3 separate regions of the Homo sapiens genome follow, and all the other regions are linked to region 2. Evidence: chromatin loops called from intact Hi-C (ENCODE). Cell type or tissue: HepG2. All regions are shown on one strand.

Region 1 (8,000 bases), 1.4 Mb before region 2:
CCAAAAGATCATGAACATATATCAAGACTTATCTGTGCAGGTGGTTCTTGTACAGGAAACAGCATTATACACAGTTTGACTAAGGGTCACAAAGGAGTAAATACAGTTCTTTTTGAACTTGACAATAATTTATTGGAATTTAGCTTACTTTAAATAACAAAGTGGCAGGCTAAGCCTCAAAATTCTCCATTGTATACACTCATTTCTCTGACTTGACTCATTCTGAGAATAAACTGGCTCTGAGGGAAAGAGGAGTCTGTGTTGAAAGATGTATTATTAAGCCTTTGCTAATACTAAAGTAAGATGCTTTTCCAAGAATCTTGGTCTAAATTTTTTCTTATATTTTGGAAATTGACTGTAATTCAACAGTCAGGATTTTGGAAATGGGGAGTTGTTGATCAAAAGGTACAAACTTTAAGTAATAAGATGAATAAATTCTGGAAATATAATTTACAGTATGGTGACTATAACTAATAATAATGCATTGTATACTTGCGATTTGCTAAGACAGTAGATTGTGTTTTTATCACTCACATACACACAAAAGGTAACTACATAAGGTGATGTATATACTAATTAGCTTGATTTTGGTAATCATTTGACAATGCAGATGTATATTAAATCATCACATTGTACACTTTAAATATGCATAATTTTTATTTGTTAATCATACCTCAGTAAAGCTGGAAAAAGTCTATCTACAGTTTTTAAAATAAAGTGTAATGTAGAATTTGGGTAAGACTTCAGAATTATTATAAAATGTGTAAGCACATAAACATCAAATTATACCCTAAAATTAGAGAGAGAGCATTCTTGAGTTGCTTGAATTCTAATATAGTCTTTTGTTCAATGTTGTTTTGTTTTTGCTTCTTGTGTTGATTGTTTTTCTTACCGTTACTCATGATAGGATAAGCAGGGTAGCAAGATGTTAAAGAACAACAACAACAAAAAGCTGGGCGCAGTGGCTCACACCTGTAATCCCAGCACTTTGGGAGGCCGAGGCAGGTGGATTGCCAGAGCTCAGGAGTTCGAGACCATCCTGGGCAATGTGGTGAAACCCCATCTCTACTAAAATACAAAAAATCACCCGGGCATGGTGGCATGTGCCTGTAATCCCAGCTACTTGAGAGGCTGAGGCACGGGAATTGCTTGAACCTGGGAGGCAAAGGTTGCAGCGAGCTGAGATTGTGCCACTGCATTCCAGCCTGGGTGACAGAGTGAGACTCTGTCTTCAACAAAACAAAACAAAACAAAATAAAACAAAACAAAATAAAACAAAACAAGAAAAAAGAAAAAAAAAAGACTTTCAATGTTTCAATGACATTTTCTTTTATGTGTGGATAGAAAAACATATTCACAAATATAAACATAGTGAACTCAATATTATTCTAACTATATTCTCAAATCTGATTTTTTAATTGAAAATTACATACTAAACAAATAATTCATGCAAAATCAGAACCTCCCATTAGGAATTGCCTATGTAATTCATTTCATGTGTTTTCCAGGATTTATCTAACCAGTTCCCCTATTCCCCTTTGGATGAACCGCAGGCTATTTCAGTTTGTTCATTAACTGTAACGCTCCCATGAACATCCTTCTACGCATTTTTTTTAAAGCACATGCTCTGAAGTACTGTAATATATGCTCTAAAACTGATGAATTGTTTTTTCAACATACAGATGTTACATTCAGCAGAGAATAAACAATGGCTTAGCCCCAAACAGAGAGGTGGCAGCATGGAGAACAGGATTGATGTTTGGAATATTGTTCTTAAGGGGCTAAGCACATCATCCAACACTGTCCTGGATTCGAGCCCCATAGTATTAGTGACAGATTCCCCAGGCCACATCTACATTGATCTTTGTGGAACATATAACAACAGGGAAAATTAGATAGGTAACCACTCGGTGAGGTTTGCGTTGGTGCATCTATCAATTATTTCACCCATTTAACTATTATCTCTCTTCTTATAGAGATTGCTTTCTTTTTTTCATGCAACAACACTATTAGTCTAGATTTCCACAGTGCTCTCAATTGAATCCTTAATATTCTACCTGTGGGAACAAAAGACATTATAAACTGACACTCACAACATTGGATCTTGGTTTTTTGTCACTGCTACTTGTAGCCATATATCTTCAGAGTTTTGATAATGACTGAGATGTCAATTGTCAATTTTGAGGTAAAGTAATAGGGATTTATTGCCCTTTAGGTTGATCGAAAGCTGAAGTAAATAACACATTATCCTTGATTTTTAAAGGTATTTTGCTTAAAAATAAATCAGTTCAAAATGTGTTCTCTTTCTTGCAGCTGAGTGTAACAAAGTCTGGTGACAAAGAAATGTAGTAATTAAGTAAGTGGAACAGGTCAAACCCCTTAACCATTAGTAGGTGGTATTTCTTTGTTAATTTTTGAATTTAATCTAAATTTAAACAGATATAATTGCCTTATATATTTATCTTTAGGTTACAAGTATAAAATCCATATGGATAGCTATAAGTCTACCGCCCAAAGTGCATAATTATCACATCCAAATAAGGATTGAAATGAAGATAAATGTATTTTAAACATATAGGTGCATATTTTTGAAAATTCTCTTCTTTTTAAAAAATGTGTCAATTGCAGTCACCTGGAATGAATGAGTTTCTTATTTTATAAATAAATTATACATTTCTAATTCTAAATAAAATATTGTTCTCTAATGCATGACAAAATAATAATTGAGTGACAAGCTTTGTTAAGAGAAAACATAGTTTTTAAAGCATATAATTTTGTAAAGTAGTCATGGATGGGAACATAAAATAGTTATTTACATTTTAAATGGAGGAATGCACTTTTTTTTACTGAATAAATGTAGTATTCCTTCACACTAAGAAGGATTGGTAAAATAACATACATTCTTTCTAAGTTTTATAGTTTATTCAAATATGTCAGCAATTAGCTCTTTTAGAAAATAATTCAACTGAAGCAATTGAAAATAGTTTAATGACTGTGATGAATATTACAGGAAAGAACTTCAGTCTTTGTGATCCATCATCTACAAAGAGTTCTCAGGTACAGCCACAATTTGATAGATTGAAACAAAAAGTTTCCTTATAAACACCTTATCAGAATTGGACAGTAGGGGACGATATTTCCCTAGTTTGTGTAAAATAAAGCAGCAGTTAAAAGACAAAAATAATCTTTAATGGGCGATATAGCTAGCCAAAAGCAAAGGCAAATCTGAAAGAAATTATGAAATTAAACTCACATTTGTTATAATACGTTTCTTTGTGCTTGTTTATCAAAATCAGCTTTTGTTCCTTGTGGAATATTTGGCTGTATTGTCATCAGCATTTTTTGTATTTAGATTTTATAAACACTTCTCATTAGTGTTATTTCCACTATATCTTCCCAATTAGAATTTTCCATAGGGGAAGAATATACATTAAAAAGGGTTTGGTTTGAATTAAACACATTTATCTTTTAGTTTTGCCAAGAGAAAAGAAAAATCAAGAGGTAAAAACATACCAGAAGAAGCGATATAACTGGTGATGCGTCTATAGAATTAATATAAGTGCTTTCAATTCTATTCTATGTAGTAACCTGGGGAAAAAGAATCTTATCAAAATTATACATGTTTAATTGAGTTTGTGGTAAGAGATATAATTGTGTCAAGGAATAGTTCTAGAGAGTTTTTATTGGATAGGCCCAGTTTCACAAAAATTAATGGCTGAAAATACATCCATATTTATGTAGAGAAAAAAAAAGTATGAAATAGTAAACCATTCCAGAGTAGTTTTTGGTATGGTTTTCAGGTTGATTTTTATCCTGACATTGCCATGAAAATTGAAAGCAGCAGTTTTACATATAATTTTAAGTAGCTGGTATTTTATTAGTGAAATTATGTTTTTTCTGGTATCAAACATTTTTGCCATATGTTAATGAACTATTAAAATTAATACATGATTTTGGCTAGAAATTTCATAATTTTTATTTCTGTGCTTTTTCCAGAAACTAGATTTCTATTTACCATTTCAATATATAATATTGAAATACTTGTGAGTATTAAAGCCTGATATACATCTCAAACTTTCATAGATTTACTTACTGTGAAATATAATCAAATTTATAAAACTTACAGGAGGTAAAAGACATTGAGGTACTTTATAAAGGCAAAGTCTGTGGATAATTGTTAAAACAATTTTTCTGATAGCTCAGTTAATCATGGAATCATACACAAATCATGTAATCTCTATACATTCTAATTTCGGTGATTGTTTGTTAGAGGCCCAGGAAACCAAACCCAAATTTTACCCACTTTATAAGTGTCCCACTGGATGGTTTTTTTTTTTTTTTTTTTTTTTTTTTGGAAAGTAAACCTGATTTGGCTAAAATTACTGAAGCAAATCATAATGCAACGCAAAGATAATTTACTATACAAAAGTACAACCATGGTTTAAGACAAATTTCTTATAGTGATCCAAACTTAGCTGGAAAATATATACAATTAATGGCACTTACATATGACATATATGTAACAGATCAATAACGGTAAAAAGGTTATTAAACAAGGAAGTAAGAATATCCAAATTAAGCAGATAGGCTAAGAGCAGCCCTCAAATGGCATGCTTATCACCTAACTTCTCTCATTCCTGAGGAGTTTACAAACCAAGAATAAATATTCTAGAGTAAAGTATGAAGTATAAGATTGATTATAACTTAGACCTTGTCAGGACAAACACTATATATACACCACAATATGTTGTGTTCAACCTTTGAAAGCCTTTTCAACCTTGTGAATACATGAAACATAAGCTACCTGTAATTATGAATTAATAGTGTTATTGAACACCTATCAGATTCAAGGTTTTTGTGTAGTTATAAGGAAACCCTTTGACCAAAAATAATGGCAAAATAGAATCCCTTCACTACCTTTTTAGGACCGTGTGTCCTTTGTTTTCTGAGCTAGTCCAGGATATTTGCGTGAAAGTTTAAAGACACTTGAATAGAGCTTTTAAATTGGTCTAACTAAAAAATAAGTAATAGGTTTAGAGAAGTTTCTTTCTATAAGAACAACAGTTTTTGCCCTACAGGGAGTATTTGGCAATGTCTGAAGATAGTTTTAGTTGTCACAGCTTGGGATGGCAGGAGAGGTTACTACTAGGAACTAGTAGGACAAGGCCAGGGATTCTGCTAAATCCTTTCCTTTCCTCCTTAACAAAGTATTGCCAATCTAACATGCCAATAGTGCTAAGGAAGGAGAATATTCAGAAAAAAAGAGAATTCCTTCTGCTACCTTTGAAGTCAAGTGGAACATAGCAGTGAGAATTAGGAAAGATTTGTTCACCGGAAGCAGATTGGAGAGCCCCTGGGAAGAGTCCTATGAATATTTTTTAAATAAAGTATTATGTGCTAAGATATGCTATCCCTCCTTGTGAGTTACAAATCTTCAGTAAAAGTACAATATGCTGGTTGTTGTTGATTTCCCTTCACAGTCCTTTGAAGGGACTGAGTTTTATAATTAATGCTAGTTAATCCATGAAGACACAAGAGAACAAATGCAATTTGATTTGATATTTAGTTAGTGCATCCCAGTTCACTGACAGTGCAAGTATTGTAATATTTTCATGTCAGCTGATAAATAACTGCTAACTTATACCTCTAAATGATCTTGTCCTGACTACCCCTATACCTCTCAAAATCTAGCAGATGAAGAGATGATGTCTGATATAACTGGGGGCCAGAAGCAGATTCCAATCCTGCAGTCAATGTCCTCTAAGATGGTTTGTGCCTCTACTATATTTTGGTTAAGTATTTTGAACATTACTCCTAGCTAAACTCTTAATAAAATCGAACCCCAGTTCTCAAAATTTGGCAACCGAAGGTCAATCTGCATATGAGATCATGTAGACGGTAGTGAAAACCTTCACCTTGTGAAGGTTGGAGATTCACAAATTGAGATTGTTCATTCTATTGACAGACTTGAAAGTGTTGTTTTAAATTTATTAACTAACATGGCAGGTTTTTAATGAGAGATTCAGTGTGTGAACAATTGCTTACATGTCAGTATGCTAGTTTTCTAAGTAAAGCTAAGAATGTTTCAAGTAGCATAATATTTATTTGCTTAGTTTAGAATCCTTGGCATGAAAATGCTTTGAAAACACTGGCTTAGTTTCAAAATAATAAACATGTCAAGGAATGGAAATCTCCTTAAAAACAAAATGAAGATAAGATTGGGAATGTCAGAATTGAGCTGTACAAGTGCTCAAATCAATTATTTCAAATGCATTTTCATTATCCAAATTCACTTGTGATATTTATTTGTAAGAATTGTTTATTGTTGCTATAAAATTCATGACACAGCACCTTGGATTGGTTTGCATTTTTCTCTACAGAGAGATATCTGAAATTGTGATAGTGAATTAGCCAAGGTAAGACAGAGGTCCTGGATGCAGAAAGGCTGTGAAACTTGCCCATTGTGTTTAGGAAGACAAGGCCAAAATGTAACCTGGACCACAAGATTGTATGTGGTAAGTACCTTACTGTGGTGTTTGAACACTTATTTTTCTTAAAGGAGTAGAAATTATTATTATAATTATCTGCATGAGATAGTATTCCTGTTTCATTACGTTGTAGAGCTAAATGGCTTTTCAATGGAATACCAACCTACATAGCATATGAATTTAAAGAGTGTCAAATTCTGTTACAGAGGTTGGGTAAAGAGATAAAAATCTCCTTTAACAAATGGATATTTAGATGATGAGCCTGATAACTTAGAAAATATCAACGTAGCAAAACCTCAGAAGAGATCAGGTGGTTTTGATAATGAATGTTTGAATTAAAATGATTTTCTATTGTTGCTTTGATAAAAAAAAAACTAAATAAACTTTGCCTTTGGCCCACATTACACCCAGCTCTACACCCAGGCCTCTTCAAATTGCTCTGACAAAAACACTCACTTATACACACACATACATGTCACCATGCTTGTTTTCAGAGATCTAGAAAACCCCAATACCAATGTAAAATTAAATCTTCAAGTAGTTATTCAATAATCAAAATCAAGGCAGAAATTGGCAAATTTCTCAGTTTCTGTGGGTCAGGAATCTGTGTGTGGCTTAGCTGAGTTCTCGCTGACAGTATCTCATAAGGCTCCAGTCATGGCTGCAGTCATCTCGAGACTGGAGGAAGATTCACTTCCAATCTCATAGACATGGTTGCTGGCCAGATTCAATTCCTTGCAGGTTGATTGGGGACCTCAGGTTTCCCCTGGCTATTTGGCAGAGGCCACCATCAGTTCCGTGCCACGTGAATCTGTCCATAAGGAAGCAGCCATTCACATGTTTTATTACATCAAATAAATGGAGAGAGAGAGAGAACTTGACACAATGAAAGCCATGATCTTTGTAATCTAACATTGGAGGTAACATCCCATCATTTTGGTTTGTCTAGAGAGCCCAGTAATAAACCCATGCACATACAGTCACTGACATTTAACAAGAATGCCAAGATGTCATAATGAGGAAAGGATAGTCTAATCAACAAATGGTGGTAGGAAAACTGGATATTAACATGCTAAAGGATAAAATTGAACACTTATTTTACATCATACACAAAAATCAACTCAAGATATATTAAAAACGTAAACCTAAGATGTGAAACCATAAAACTTCAAGAAATCATAGGAGAAAACTTTATAACATTAGTCTCAGTAGTTATTTCTTGGATATGACACCAAAATCACAGGCAATCAAAGCACCAAAGCAAAAATAGATCATGGTACTACATCAAAGTTAAAAAGATTTTGCATAGAAAAGCAAATAATCAACAGAGTGAATGGCAACCTATGGAATGGCAGAAAATATCTCCAAACCATATATCTGATAAGAGATTAATACCCAAAGTATATAAGGAACTCCTACAACTCTACAGCAAAAGGCACAACCAGATTAAAAAATGAGCAACAGATTTGAATAGACATTTCTCCAAAAAAACCATATACGTGGCCAACCGGT
Region 2 (8,000 bases):
CTCTGAGTTTGAGCGGTCTGATGCTGTCCCTCAGCGGATTAGAGTGGGATAGGGTTGAGTGCTGAGACTGGGAAAGCGGTTCTCAACCGCGGTTCACACTAGTATTCTAACCGAAATAGTAAACACACACACACACACACACACACACACACACACACACACACACACACACGACCACCTTCAGGGATTCTGATATTCTTAGGCAATTTTTTCTTTTCCCAGATAATATAATATGCTATCACTGTAGAGAACCAATATTTGAGAATTTCCTGGTTAGAGTGCAAGTGAAAAAGTTAACTGGCTTAATATTTAACTTTTATATATCATTTGATATTTACTTATTTTACCTAGAAAACCACAGGCCCACCATTATTTCCTGGGCTACTTGGGAGATATTATTTGAAAGATATTTTTTTTCAGGTTATTGGAAAAGTGATTTGAGTTTCAGTATTTGAAATTTTAAGATTTTTAAGACTAGGTTCTTGTTTCCTTCCTTCTTTCCTTGGGGTAAAATATATGTAGTGTTATCAATAATGATAAAAATAGAATTAATATAAAATTATAATTGTGAGGAGGGCAAGTAATAGCAGTCCACCACTCTAAGGTGGACACCAGATTCTTATTGCAGTAAGTTGTTGGTTGACTCACTTTGGACAATTCTTTTAATCAAGCTGTGCCTCAATTTCCTCTTCCACAAATGAAGTGAACCCATTGGATAATTTTAAGTTACCTTCTAGATTTAGTGAATGTGTAAACCTAAAGCACTAGAGAAAACACATGTTACTAAAAAGTTTGCAGATATAGGCTTTATATGTTATATTCATCCTTTCAAAGAGGAATTATTATTATAAATCCAGATTTTTGAAATGTGGCCTTTTCTATAGTCAAGGCATATCCAGAATTTTTTGTCTGGTACCAAAAAAAATCATATAAACATTAGAGAAATATAGCACAAACTTACACTAAAATAAAATTAAGCAACCTATCATTACTGCTCCATTCATCCAACCAGTCCTGCAATTCAGGCATAGTATTTTTGATAGTTTTGCTACTGTCTCCGCAAATGAATTGATATTTAAAAGGGAAGAAAACGCTGAATTTTTCTTCCACTGCACTCCAGCCTGGGCAAAAGAGCTGAATTCCATCTCAAAAAAAAAAAAAAAAGGAATATGAAATTGGAATTCAAATAAAGGTAGGCCTTATTTGTGGTTAGAATGGAGAACTGTGCCCATCACCATCTTTACATCATCTGCTTTACCACTCCAGCTAAGTGGTGAGCAGATACTTGTGATTAACTGCCCTTTGAGGGGCTTCAGCATGAAATATTTGAGACCCTTTCTGGGTTTCAGTTCTCAAGAACCAGATGTGCATCACCGAGACACTTTAGCAGAGGAGGCTGTGATTATTGGTATCAGCAGAAAAATGTGTTTTGGGAAGGCACCAATTAAAGGTGAAGTATCTCAAAGGAAACAGAAAAAAATTGTAAACAGCAACAGAACATGATGTTTTCACTTTGTTAATTCTCATCAAGAATCACAACACAATATAGCACTTAGATGCTCGATGGTTACATCAACACTCATATTAATATCTTTTAGTAAAATAAAGTATCAATCATATGAAAAATACAGTTTTTAATCATAAGCGGTAATTATTTTTAAGGTTACAGAGAGAATGAACATTTCAAAGACACAAGCACTGAAGCTGTTCACATCCCATACCTCATTTATGACAGCAACTTCAGAACTGGCTTATCTGGGCTATGCGTCCCAGCCTTTTGCATTTTTTCCTAGTAAATAAGCACTAGTTTGATTAAGGGACTTGCTTTGAAGTCTTGCTGGTATTTGAGATTTTCACAGTATTCTTGGCAACTTGGTTCCAAAAATGTTGTTTTATGATTACTTAAAAAAAATGTATCTGTGATGTTTAAGCAAAACAATAAGAGTTCATAAATAATTTGCTTTCATTTTATGGTAGTTTACATGATAATGTGACATAAAGAAGAGAATGTGCTTGAGTGTGTACAGGCATGTGTACAGCAATAGTAGTGGTGGTAGCACACACAGGTTGGGGTAACTGACCACTTCATGACACCTGCTATGAGAACTCCACCTCCTGCCACAGACCTGAACCTGGGCAGCCAGATTTTCACTATGCAACCAATCTAACCACCATTACCTCTGCCTTCTCCCTGCCCACAACTGACTGGAAAGGGATGAATCTCTTTTACAAGGATTCGGAGAAATCAAAGTCTCTCTCCCAGCACTTTGGGAGGCTGAGGTGGGCGGATCACCTGAGGTCAGAAGTTCGAGACCAGCTTGGCCAACATAGTGAAACCCTGTCTCTACTAAGAATACGAAAATTAGCTGGGCGTGGTGGCAGGTGCCTGCAGTCCCAGCTACTTGGGAGGCTGAGGCAGGAGAATCACTTGAACCTGGGAGGTGGAGGTTGCAGTGAGCCGAGATTCCCGCCACTGTGCTCCAGCCTGGGCAAAAAAGCTGAACTCCACCAAAAAAAAAAAAGAGAAAGAAAGAAAGAAAGAATGAAAGAAAGAAAGAGGAAGGAAGGAAGGAAATATGAAATTGGAATTCAAATAAGGTTAGACCTTATTTGTGATTAGAATGGAGAACTGTGCCCATCGCCATGTTTACATCATCTGCTATGTGCTATTGTTTAGCATCGGTCCTTGGTCAGACTGAGCTAATCTTCCTAGGCATTTTGTCTCCATCTAAAGATAGAACTTTACGATTAGGAATTTCTGACACTTGCAGATGTTAGTGAGGATGTTTTGGAGACATTTCTCAAAATGTGTCAATGCCTTTGGGAATGTTCTTGAAGAGAGAAAGAAAATAAAATGTATTAAGAAGCAATTTATATGGGGCAAGCATTTCGATACAGTGTCCTACTTAATCCTCACATGGCTTGGTGCTAGGAGTAGTCATCCACGCCCACTTTGCAGTCAGGAAACTGGGAGTCAGGAATTTCATAACTTAAACCACAGCAAAGATTGTTATCCTAGGGCTGAAATGGCATTTGGAGACCAGTGGTTATAATTCCAGAATCTAAAGTTATTCTGCCATGTGTGTTTCTTTCTATCAGTTAGTTATTTTGACTACGTTGGAGGAATATTCAACTCCATCTAATTACTCACTGATCTAGGTGGGCATCAAGTAAAACAGATAATATCACAGCCAAGATGTACAGAAGTAAGTTGCAGTCTTTTTCAAAACCTGATTTACTAAGATCATTGCTTTGGTTTTCTCAGAAACCTAGAAGCTGGTCTTAATGTTGAATTATCTCTGTTATCTGCATATAGGTAGATTCCCCTGGATTATAATTACTCACAGGTAGTCACATTTCCCCTTTTCCAAGAAACTTACCCCTCCAACAAATTAAGACACATCCTTTTCCTTATAGTATTTTCATCCTTCTTATTTTGGGTATTTTTTATCAAAAGATCCAGATGCTCTGTCCTGTCTCATTTGTCCCATGCTATTGTCTCATTCTCAAAGAGCCATTCATGATGAATGAGCCTTTAATGTTTTCTTTACATATATCCTTCTTTCTTTGAAGGATGTTAATATTCTTCCATTAATATTTCTTCTGAGCCAAGAGACAGATAACGTCCAACTGGCATATTTCCATACTGGACTGAATGATAATTTTATAATAAATATTGCATGTCATTTCTTATTATAAAAATCTCTTTTCAGCATGCATGTCCATTTTGTAAGAGGATTAGCTGGGCTTTGCTGTGGGATACTTGAACTTTTGGTAAGCTTTTTCAATCCTTTCATTTAGTGGAAAGGTGATTAAAATGACAGAAAAGCATTTAAACTTAGTTATCATGATCAACCTTCCCAATAGCTTTCTTTTTCTATCACGTGCTTTAGCCAGAGGTAAGAGAGCAATCATCTTTGAGGGCCTTCTCTACCTGCATCCTACGAAAATGAGTTTTCTAGAATTTTCTCAGATATTCCAGTGGAAGTGTTTCTTATAGTATCCTTTGCTGCCACCTGCTGTTCAGCCTACATTTATGAAAGCTGTCAATGCTATCCATTGTTGATGGTGTATTTTCTAACGTAAGGGGTGGGTAAAGATAACAAAACTGATGCATTGCCAGATCCTGTCAAGTGATCACACTTAAACATGACCTTCGAACCAGTAGCTGCATTTAATGTTTGTAGAAATTTACTTCCTTTGTCACACTCTTAGTGTGACATAGTAGCATAATAACCTAAGAAATCCTATTTCTTTCTCCTTTCAAGAACAGCAGGCTGGTCGTTGAGGAAATCAGTCTTTAAGTTGTTGAGGCCAGAATTGTAAGCTGGAGCCACCATGTGTAACTGCAGTCCACTAATGAATTAATAGCATTTATTTGTACTCCATGCTTCCAGCTGCCCAACCTCCGCTTTGCTATCTTGGTTGCTTGTATCTTGGTTGCTTGTATCTTGGTTGCTTGGTTGCTCTCATCTTTCTGCCACACTCACTGTCAGGAGAGTTGGGCTGCAGTAAATGTTGCTTCCTTGCTGTTTCTTTACTCCCTTTGTGCTCCTTTATTACTGAGCAGGCTCAGTTCTCTAGCTTTGGAGTTATAAACTGGGTTCACAATACAGACTAAATACATGCTGTTCCTCAATCCTTTATGTGAATGCTAGGTGTTTAAGTGCATAAAATGTTACCTTTTTCTTATAAGTGTGCCCATCTCAGTAATTCATTTAGCAGGGAGGTCTCTCCCTAACATTGCTGGAGCATCTGCTAACATTGTAGTTCATTTTCTAGAGACAACACCTTAATGGCAGAAGTTGCATAGGCTAAATGACTTTTGTTTGTGACACTTTACAATTGTAACTAGAAAGAAATTCAACACAGCACTGGGTAAAAAAAATGCAGAGAATGATCTCTTGCTTTCTTCTTAAGCTCACCATCTTTCTCCATCAAACTCAGCAGCAGCAGCGGGAAGGTTACAGTTACTTTTGAGAACACTGCGGCTGATGCTTCTTGTACAAATATTCGCTTTCTTCATGACAGAACTCCTTTTCCAAATTTACATTCAGGCCAAGATAAGTCATCCAGCTCAACCATGCATTTCAAAACCACCTGGTATCCTCAAATGTTCTTGTGACCAGGCTTCTAAAATCCTGTAGGGCAAAAATCTAACAAAGAGAAGTCATCCGCAAAGGTCACTGCTTCCAAGTTCATCTTTGGCAGGATGTAGCTCTGTGCTGATATTAAAAAAAAAAATGTATCTAAAGTACAAGATATAGTTCTCTTTTGTGCAACATTCCCAAATCTGATTTGGCTTTCAAATTTATTGCAACCTTTAAAGGGGTGATTTTGGCAATGTTCTGGGGGTGGGGTTGATAACAGTCAAAAAGCTGTGGAAATGATTTAATGGTTCATGGCTTTGAAGTGCCTATGAAAGACATTTAACTAACTTTATATTTCTCCCTACATTTTCCCCAAAACGTGTATGTGTGGAAATTTTCCAAATTGCTTTTCCTTAAAGCACAGAGGACATCATTTTAGTGCTGGAGGGCAGAAATTTATTACTTTACAAGCTCCTTGCTTGCACATGTTTTTCTTCAGAGCTCACTGAAGTTACTTTTCCATCTTTTGCTAACAAACTGAAAAACTTCTTCTAATTTCTTCTTTGATATGTTATGAAGACAGCCCCCCACCCTTCCTCTATAAATCTTCCAGGTACTTTTAGTGCAGCAGCAGGATATATGAATCTAACTCAGGGAATTAGGAAGGGAGGGAGGGAGGAAGAATTAACATGTTAATCACTTATCTGATGCTAAGCACTAAGTGAGATCCTTCATGTCATATATATTTGCTCATTAAAATCATGAATTAATTTGATAAATACTTATTAAGATTGTACTAAGGTGGCTCAAAACTGTAAACCCAGCACTTTGGGAGGCTGAGGCAGGAGCAATCGCTTGAGCCCAGGAGTTTGAGACCAGCTTGGGCAACACAGGGAGATCTTATGTTTACAAAAAACTTAAAAATTAGCGAGGTGTGATGTTGTTTGCTTTTGGTCCCAGCTACTAGAGAGGCTGAGGTGAGAGGATTGTTTGAGCCTGGGAGGTTGAGGCTGCAGTGAGCTATGGTTGCGCCATTGTATTCCAGCCTGGGCAACAGAGCAAGACCCTTTCTCAGACCAAAAGGAAAAAATAAATAAATATATATATATATACACACACGCACACACACACACACTAAGAGCTGGGCATTCTTGGGACTGAGTACTAACCATAAACTAATTTACTGTCCAGTAGGAGAAACATACAAGTAAAAAGTCAAGGTTGATGCAATATCAAATGCTTTTGAGAGGCAGTTACAACACAGTGCTTGGAAATATGGACTTTGAAGACAGCCTATTTGGGTTGAATACAAATTCTGCTACTTGCTAGCCCTGTAATCTTGTGCAAGTTACTTCACCCTTGGACCTTTGTTGTCTCATCTGTGAATTAGGAATAAGAAGAGCATTTACTTCAATATGTTGTTGTGCAGATAAAATGAATTAATACACTGGGAGTGCTTATAAAGGTGCCTGGTATTTAGATTATATACGTAGCTACTTCTCAATATCCAGATTTCAGCTCAAATGTCATGTCCTTGACTGGAATTTTCCCATCGGCCTTTTTAATATATTTATTTTGAGACTCATCGACCTTTTAAAACCAGGCTCTCCTCAAGAGTCACTCTCATTCCTACCACGTTCTTTAATTCCTTATGGGCCTATCACTCTGTGGAATTACATTCATCTTATTTGCTTGCTTATTAATTGTCTCTTTTGCCTACTAGAGAGTTCAAAACACAAGGGTGGAGACCTCTCCAATTTTATTCGTTGCTTTGTTTCCAGACCCTAGGACAGTGCCTGGAACACACTCATTTTTCTACTAGAATTCATGAAATGAATTGCTGGATGTTAAGAGTTATGACAGGGGTAAGCACAGAGCTCTATTTGGAAGTACATAGGAGAGAGAGTTGACCCAGTCTTTGATGGCATGTCATATGGTTTCCAGGAGGAAGTGACATCCTTCAGCACCGGCAGACTGTTCATCATTAGGGGCAGAGGTAAAAAGACAGGAATTCCAGGAAGCAAGAGGGAGGGAAAATATGCATTTAATCCTCATAATGGCAGTTTAAGATGGGCATTTTTATCCCCATTATCTGAAGTGAGAAAAAGAAACTGAGAGTGAGCTATGTGAACTTGCCCAGAGTCCCAGAGTTAGTACATGTCAGGGATAAGATTAAATCATTCCACTGCACTTACCTGCAAAGAATAGGACTGTACGAGCCTCAAAATCAGAAATGATATCTAGTGCCTGAAATTGTTCTTCATAGACCCCATTCACTCAGAAATGTTGCTGTGATGTTTTTCCTGTGCTATGAAGAGTATCACAACATGTCACTCTTCGCTGCAGATCAAGAGGAGCCTTCTTGGATTCCACCTCACTGTCTTTTCATGATCTAACCTTGTATCTGGCTTCCTTGTTACAAACACACGTCATACATTCCAAACTGCATGGAAAATAGAAAAGCAATTCTCTACACTTGAACATGCACATAGAAAAACCCAGCCATTTTGGTGAAGATGAGATTGGTTAATTCTCTGGCTGTTGCCCTATCCTGTTCATGCTCACTAGGCAGACAACACCAAGCTTGGCCCTGGTAGAACAGCCTCATCTCTGAATGCTCTCTACCGGCCAGTGGATCAACAGCTTACTCCTCCTTTAGAAACACTGGAAAGAGGCTTTCGTCAATAGATTTAACACAGTCTTTTTTTCTTTTTTTAATATTTGGAGAGATTTATTCTGAGCCAAATATGAGTGACCATGGCCTGTGACACAGCCCTCAGGAGGTCCTAAGAACATGTGCCCAAGGTGGTCAGGGTGCAGCTTGGTTTAATACATTTTAGGGAGGCATGTGACTTCAATCACATACATTTAAGAAATATGTTGGTTCTGTTCAGAAAGGTGGAACAACTT
Region 3 (8,000 bases), 390 kb before region 2:
ATGGGTTTCCTGAATACAGCACACTGATGGGTCTTGACTCTTTATCCAATTTGCCAGTCTGTGTCTTTTAGTTGGAGCATTTCGGCCATTTCCATTTAAGGTTAATATTGTTATGTGTGAATTTGATCCTGTCATTATGATGTTAGCTGGTCATTTTGCTCGTTAGTTGATGCAGTTTCTTCCTAGCCTCGATGGTCTTTACAATTTGGCATGTTTTTGCAGTGGCTGGTACCGGTTGTTCCTTTCCATGTTTAGTGCTTCCTTCAGTAGCTCTTGTAGGGCAGGGCTGGTGGTGACAGAATCTCTCAGCATTTCCTGGTCTGTAAAGGATTTTATTTCTCCTTCACTTATGAAGCCTAGTTTGGCTGGATATGAAATTCTGGGTTGAAAATTCTTTTCTTTAAGAATGTTGAATATTGGCCCCCACTCTCTTCTGGCTTGTAGAGTTTCTGCCGAGAGATCAGCTGTCAATCTGATGGGCTTCCCCTTTGTGGGTAACCTGACCTTTTTCTCTGACTGCCCTTAACATTTTTTCCTTCATTTCAACTTTGGTGAATCTGACAATTATGTGTCTTTGAGTAGCTCTTCTTGAGGAGTATCTTTGTGGCATTCTCTGTATTTCCTGAATTTGAATGTTGGCCTGCCTTGCTAGATTGGGGAAGTTCTCCTGGATAATATCCTGCAGAGTGTTTTCCAACTTGGTTCCATTCTCCCTGTCACTTTCAGGTACACCAATCAGACGTAGATTTGGTCTTTTCACATAGTCCCATATTTCTTGGAGGCTTTGTTCGTTTCTTTTTGTTCTTTTTTCTCTAAACTTCTCTTCTCACTTCGTTTCATTCAATTGATCTTCCATCACTGATTCCCTTTCCTCCAGTTGATCCAATCAGCTACTGAGGCTTGTGCATTCATCACGTAGTTCTCGTGCCTTGGTTTTCAGCTCCATCAGGTCCTTTAGGGACTTCTCTGTGTTAGTTATTCTAGTTAGCCATTCGTCTAATTTTTGTTCAAGGTTTTTAACTTCTTTGCCATGGGTTCAAACTTCCTCCTTTAGCTCAGAGTTGTTTGATCACCTGAAGCCTTCTTCTCTCAACTCGGCAAAGTCATTCTCCTTCCAGCTTTCTTCCATTGCAGGTGAGCAGCTATGTTCCTTTGGAGGAGGAGAGGCGCTCTGATTTTTAGAGTTTCCAGTTTTTCTGCTCTGGTTTTTCCCCATCTTTGTGGTTTTATCTACCTTTCGTCTTTGATGATGGTGACGTACAGGTGGGGTTTTGGTATGGATGTCCTTTCTGTTTGTTAGTTTTCCTTCTAACAGTCAGGACCCTCAGCTTCAAGTCTGTTGGAGTTTGCTGGAGGTCCACTCCAGACCCTGTTTGCCTGGGTATCAGCAGCACAGGCTGCAGAACAGTGGATGTTAGTGAGCAGCAAATGTTGCTGCCTGATCATTCCTCTGGAAGTTTTGTCTCAGAGGAGTACCTGGCCGTGTGAGGTGTCAGTCTGCCCCTACTGGGGGCTGCCTCCCAATTAGCCTACTCGGGGGTCAGGGACCCACTTGAGGAGGCAGTCTGTCTGTTCTGAGATCTCCAGCTGCATGTTGAGAGAACCACTAGTCTCTTCAAAGCTGTCAGACAGGGACAATTAAGTCTGCAGAGGATTCTGCTGCCTTTTGTTTGTCTATGTCCTGCCCCCAGAGGTGGAGTCTACAGAGGCAGGTAGGCCTCCTTGAGCTGCGGTGGGCTCCACCCAGTTCGAGCTTCCAGGCCGCTTTGGCTTTGTTTACTTACTCAAGCCTCAGCAATGGCGGGCACCCCTCCCCCAGCCTTGCTGCCACCTTGCAGTTTGATCTCAGACTGCTGTGCTAGCAATGAGTGAGGCTCTGTGGGTGTAGGACCTTCCAAGCCAGGCGTGGGATATAATTTCCTGGTGTGCCGTTTGCTAAGACCATTGGAAAAGCTCAGTATTAGGGTGGGAGTGACCTGATTTTCCAGGTGCCATCTGTCACCCCTTTCTTTGACTAGGAAAGGGAATTCCCTGACCCCTTGCCCTTCCCAGGTGAGGTGATGCCTTGCCCTGCTTCGGCTCACGCTTGGTGCACTGCACCCACTCTCCTGTACCCACTTTCTGACACTCCCCTGTGAGATGAACCCGGTACCTCACTTGGAGATGGAGAAGTCACCCGTCTTCTGCATGGCTCACGCTGGGAGCTGTAGACTGGAGCTGTTCCTATTTGGCCATCTTGGCTCCACCCAAGAACCACTTTTCAAATCAAAGGTCTTTAAGTTCATGATATTTCAGTGCAAGAGTGTTCAAACACTCTTCCCAAGAATTTTGGCATCCAGATATAATGGAAGAGCTTACTGGAGAGAGGGGGTATGACCTTAAGAGCAGAGGTGAAAAGCCATCTGATAAAAGCACTGGAGGCCATAAAGCCTAAGGCAAATTTAAGCTAAACAAAATTTGTTAGATTCACACAAGGGAACAGTGGCAATGGTGGAAGGGGAGATGCTGGAAGTACAGGTTATAAGATGGTTGCAATAGCCTAGATATGCAATTAAAAGGCATAATCTAGTCTTGTTAGTGGCAATAAAATGGAGAGGATAAGTGGGAAAGAAAGGAATGAGAGCTAACAGAACTTGGTGATTAATTTTAAGGTAAAGTGGATCTTCATGGGAAAATAAATCAAAGGAGATCAAAAATTTTAGTTTAGGTGACTGAACACTGTATGAATGCCCACTAACTTAAATAGAACTATTAGGCAGAATTTGGTTTAGAAGTTATGGCATTTTAAGTGGCAACAAAGCATCAGTTGAGAAAGTAAACCAAGCAGTTGAAAATATAAGTCTAGAGTTAAAGTTAGAGGCTAGTTTCAGAGACTAAGATTTAGTTGTGAGCTACAAGGAATAACAGTCAAACTTACTTTGCAAATGGAAATTAAATAGCTTGATCTGCTACTTACTCTCTTCCGATCTGGATCTTGGGATCGTGTGTCTGTAGTTTGAAGGAATTTCCACAAGGTGGTGATGCATTCTTATTAGCTAGTGTAGACTTCAGGTTTCAAAATAAATTATTAACAGGAATCTAAAAACAACTATTTGCTCCCTTTTTGGCATCTGTCTGAAGTCATTATTTGATGTGTTATATGAAAATATTATTTACTAACAAAGTATAACTAAATCATTTATCTTGTTATTTTCAAGAGATATCAAGAATACAAAGCTTACTTGGAGTAAAAATTACACTGCTCATGACAATTTAGGATAATTAAGGGCTATCCCAGCTTTTCATGAAAAAATAAAACTAGACATTTTCTCAGATTTTTGTCACGATTTGTTATATAATCTCACTTCTGTTTGCTTTTATGACAGGATGCTCATTTGGACTTTTTATTTTTCAGATCAATCTTTCTTCATTCCACCTGTCTCATATTTTTAAGTGTAAATTGTATGTTCTTTCTGGTTTTGAAAGCATTGTTCTACCCACACCCTAGAAATTCAAATCCTCTTGACACCCATATCCCACTCACACTTGCTTAAAGATCTAAATAAAAACATGTACTTTTCTTATGTGAATGAGTCATCAATGAATCATATAATATTACAAATATACGTTTGTATATAAGTATCCAAAATCTTAACCACATATTTTTATAACTGCTTGTGATATTTCTCCCACATTCATTATCTGTATTGAAAACATAGTTTAATGTATCAGTAAAAACTTATAAGTTGCTTAAGAGTCTGATTGAGAGGATGTAGATTGTGTTTCAGTCATATCTTAGCTCTTCTCCTAATAGGATGGTTGTTTAAAATTATTGTGCATTATTCATTGTCTTCTTTACATGGTTAAGTGAAAATGTGGGTTTAAGAAATTAGGTTTACTTAAAGGTCCAGAAAAAATCCCATTCATTGGAAGAAAATGTGTAAGTATCAATTTGAATTGAGAGAGGAGAACTCATAAAAGATATCTCCTTGACTATGTTCTTATCTTCATTTACCAGGCATGCAATGACTTTCCATAAGTGAGAAATTTTTTTAAAAAGTAAAAAAATATGAAAAGTATTGTTGGTACCAGAATGCTTTTCCACACTATTTGAACACAAAGTATATTGAAAACCTTATTCATTGTGAAATGCCATGGAGAACCATGTTGATACAGCAGAAGGCATCAAACGTCTTCAAAGATCTGAATAAAAAAGCAATGTAGGAGAGAGATGATTGAAGATAAGACCTCAGGTTGAGCAGGTCTGGGCTGCTTCAGAACATTTGAAAATCATGCAAGACCATGTAGTTTGAAGGTCATACATGAATCAGCTGCCACTGATACTGAGACTGAAGTGGTCTCCCTTAGTGAATTGCAGAAAATTATTGATGGGTGTGGTTATTGTGCAAAGCAAAATTTCAATATTGATGAAATGAATATCTTTGGAGATGAATGCTGTCATGTAGGTTTATTTCAGATAATTAGGAAAAACCTTGTCTTGGTCCATTTTCTGCTGCATTATGGCAGACTGGGTAATTTACAAAGAAAAGAGGGCTGGGCATGGTGGCGCATGCCTGCAATCCCAGCTACTTGGGAGGCTGAGGCAGGAGAATCACTTGAACCTGGGAGATGGAGGTTGCAGCGAGCAGAGATCGTGCCATTGCACTCCAGCCTGGTCACAGAGCGAGACTCCGTCTCAAAAAAAAAAAAAAAAAAAAAAAAAGACCTGTAAAGATGAAAGATTAATAGATATAATAGATAATAGAGGAGGAAGATAGTGAATTTCAGTTATTGTCCTGAGAACAATTGCATTGATGAGGGCTTTAATTTGTCTCACTCATCTCCATCTTTAAGAGGAAGACCTATAGGAAGTTCCTGAGGAGATCCCCCCCATTATTTAAAAACTTATTCAGAGAAAGATGAGTCAACCCAGGAAACCAGGGAATGGCTGGGGGAAAATGAATGATGTCTAGCACTATCAGAGCCAATAGAAGAGAACATTTTAAGAAGGAAGGCCCCTAGGAGGTGAAGTCCATGAGAAGTATGAAGTACCTGAATCTTAAAGATGCGTGGAGAAGTAGATTCATGCATTAAAAGAGTAGACTGTGGCAGCCATGGAGAGAGTTAGTGCAGAGCATAGATGACTGATAGCCCCCAGCTGCCATACCATCCAATCGACTGTGGTGTTTTTGCCAAGGCTGCCCTCTCCAGAGTTCCTCACAGCCAATGACTGAACACTGCAAGAGAACTAGTGTCAGGTCATTTTTGCCTAATGATGGACTCCTCTACAGGCCCCTTTGCTTAGGGGCTCTCTATCAACCTGGCCAAGATCTTTTCCGAAATGCTATGTAGTCTGAAGCTCTTTCCCCATCCTCATTTCTTCCTTGTCTCTTTTCAAAAGTGTCATACCTGCATTGCAGTCTGAAGGTTCCTCCCTCCTCCTTATGCTCCTGTACTCTTTATACTTCACAAGCATTTTCCACAACAAATCTCTTATCACTTGCTTCTCACAGATTTCAAACTGACACACTCACAGGTCTGAAATTTGGCGGGGATACACTTGGCTTCAGCTGGGGCTACTCAAATGCTGGGAACTAGAGTTATCTGAAGACTGATTCACATCTTTGGCATTTGAAATTGACTCTTGGCTAAGACCTTGGCTGGGGCTGTCGGCTACAATGCCTACATGTGGCTTCTCCCTGTGGCCTGGATTTCCTCCCAACATATTTCCTTGACTCCAAGTCCTAAGAGAGAAATAGTCAAACAGAAGCCTTGTTACCTTTTCTGACCTAGCCTCAGAAGTCACACAACATCATATCTACTGCATCCTATTTGCCATACACAGGGCCAGCTCTGACTTACTGTGGGAGGCAATCACATACGGACATGATTACCAAGCAGTGTAGATCATTGGTAGCCATCTTAGATGCTAGTTACCTCATTCTAAATGTAACACAGAAAAATGGATATATCTTGAAAATGTGTTAAAACGAAGAAGCAAAAGAAAATACTTTTATCAATGTCAAATACGTACATAAACACCAAACCACAATATGTATCTTATAAGAATACATACAACAAAAAGTTGTGAATCAAACATTTTAGAATGGCTTGTATAGGAAGAAAAGTAGGATGATAATGAGAAATAGGAATAACAATCTGAAAAACAAAATTTATTTTGCTTTAACAAATTTTTAATTCAAATATAGTTTTCCATTTACATATAACCATTTATATTTCAAAATGATGTTCACATCATAATATGCAAACTATTATTGGAAAATGAAGGTAGACTACAACTCCATTACTTTCCTAAGAGCAAGAATTTCAGGCAACATGAAACTCTCCCAGCGGAAGCTTTACTTTGGTTTCTATTCAAACAGCTAATGGTGGTCCGCAACTTTTGTAAATGGTCTTTGATTAAAGTTCCTTATTTGTTGAAGACTGGCCAAGATCTAGGCTCATAATCAATATTAGACCTTTAAGAATGATTATTTCCTGTGTTTTGAGTTCAATTACTTGTATTGTGTACGTGTAAAATTTGAAGGCAATGAATATAAATGACACATTTCACATGTCAGATATTTCTGCATTTAGCCTATAAATTAATTTAATAACATTAGTCATCATTTATGTAAGTATTTAATTTGTAGATTCATTATTTGTTCTTTTGAATACACAAATACATATTTTAGAATAAATTAGAAAAGATTTGTGAGTTATAAAGACATGAATCTCTAAACTTGAATATTTTCTTGAAGTTACTTCCCTTATAACAGAAAAAATGTGAACATTTATGTAAAATGATAATATATTTTTTCATCTTTAAAAGAATGAATACTTTCTGATTTTCAATGTGATTCTCTTTTATTATGAGTTATGGTTTCACAGAGAATTATTATGGGAGTTATGCTAATTAATCATAAGTGTATATATTATCTTATTTCCTTTAACTTTTTAAACCTTTGCATACAGGTCCTTTAAAAATTCTTTAGTTTGACGGTTGGCAACCAGTCAATGCTCCACCAACTTCCTGCAAAAGGGCATTATTTTGCATGTCCTTGGAGACTGGATAATTAACGTGTAATGTTTTACTTAAAACTGTAATTAAGTTTAAATTAAAATTCTTTGGGTTTTTAATAGAAGAGGAAGCATTTTGGTGGCTTTTTCACTTAAATGTTATATTTGCCAGCCTGTCTGGGCAAAACTGCCTCCATTTATATATACTTAATATTGTTGTTTTAATGTTGGCATTGGGTCTGGAAACTTTAAGAAAACTTTGTTGTTTTTCTTCCTACCCTCCATCACAGTTGTTTCACTTTAGTTTGTATTAAACATATGATGAAACAAATAAGACACTCATTGCCATTTGCTATTTACCCCTTTGTAGAAACTAGAAAAGTTCTGTTTAATCTTTTCTTGAAAACTCATTTTTAAGCCCTATAGACTTTCTCTTCCTCGGGCACTGGTTCTATTCTGAAGACCAGTAACATGGGTATGAAAACTCATGAAGAAGTTTCATCAATAAACATCAATTGAAGACCACCCATCTTGTTTCCAGCTTGGATATACATCCCACCCCCTGATTTGAGGGATACCAGCATATTCTGAACTTGAGTGTTTTCAAATTAATCTTCACATTCAGTAAACTATGTTAATTTCACCCACTCTGTACTTTTCCTCATTTTCTTCTTCCAGTTCTCAGAATTAGGAAATATTTTAAGTTATAATTCATCTGCTATTATTCTTACTCAAGAATTTTATTTCAAAATATCTAAAGTAGTTGGTAATTTATAATATCTAAAGAATAGGCCAGATCCACATAAAACCATAAACACAAGCAGTCACTGAACATGAACTGGGATGTTCAGTAAATCTCCAATCTGAATGATTTGTCATCATTAATGTGGTTGCGTTGTGATAATTTCTCGAAGAAACAGGTCAACTAGTTTATAGAAAAATACAGTCATATTCAATTTTGGCTTCAGCATCTATATACTTCGAGCAAGTGGGATCTTTAA

What was found. A loop is a pair of places that touch in the nucleus more often than their neighbours do. Peaks named below come from ENCODE experiments on the same cell type or tissue, not always from the same donor. Only the 100,000 strongest peaks of a DNase experiment are listed, where the experiment ranks them.
Region 1: it touches region 2 in a loop (29-fold over the local background); 16 of 110 quality-filtered maps call a loop at or near these places.
Region 3: a loop joins it to region 2, with 25 times the contacts of the local background. A loop is called at or near these places in 9 of 110 quality-filtered maps.

The regions. Positions count from the first base shown.
Region 1 is chr5:52,351,635-52,359,634 of GRCh38, reverse strand. No RefSeq gene overlaps it. Among named protein-coding and RNA genes, the nearest start is that of LINC02118, 350 kb to the right of the region's middle. In HepG2, a CTCF peak has its summit at 3,125 (motif pointing right); no DNase peak of the experiment used is centred here.
Region 2 is chr5:50,955,074-50,963,073 of GRCh38, reverse strand. No RefSeq gene overlaps it. Among named protein-coding and RNA genes, the nearest start is that of LINC02106, 11 kb to the left of the region's middle. In HepG2, a CTCF peak has its summit at 4,007 (motif pointing left); DNase peaks (open chromatin) are centred at 3 and 4,033.
Region 3 is chr5:51,342,916-51,350,915 of GRCh38, reverse strand. No RefSeq gene overlaps it. Among named protein-coding and RNA genes, the nearest start is that of ISL1-DT, 36 kb to the left of the region's middle. In HepG2, a CTCF peak has its summit at 3,003 (motif pointing right); no DNase peak of the experiment used is centred here.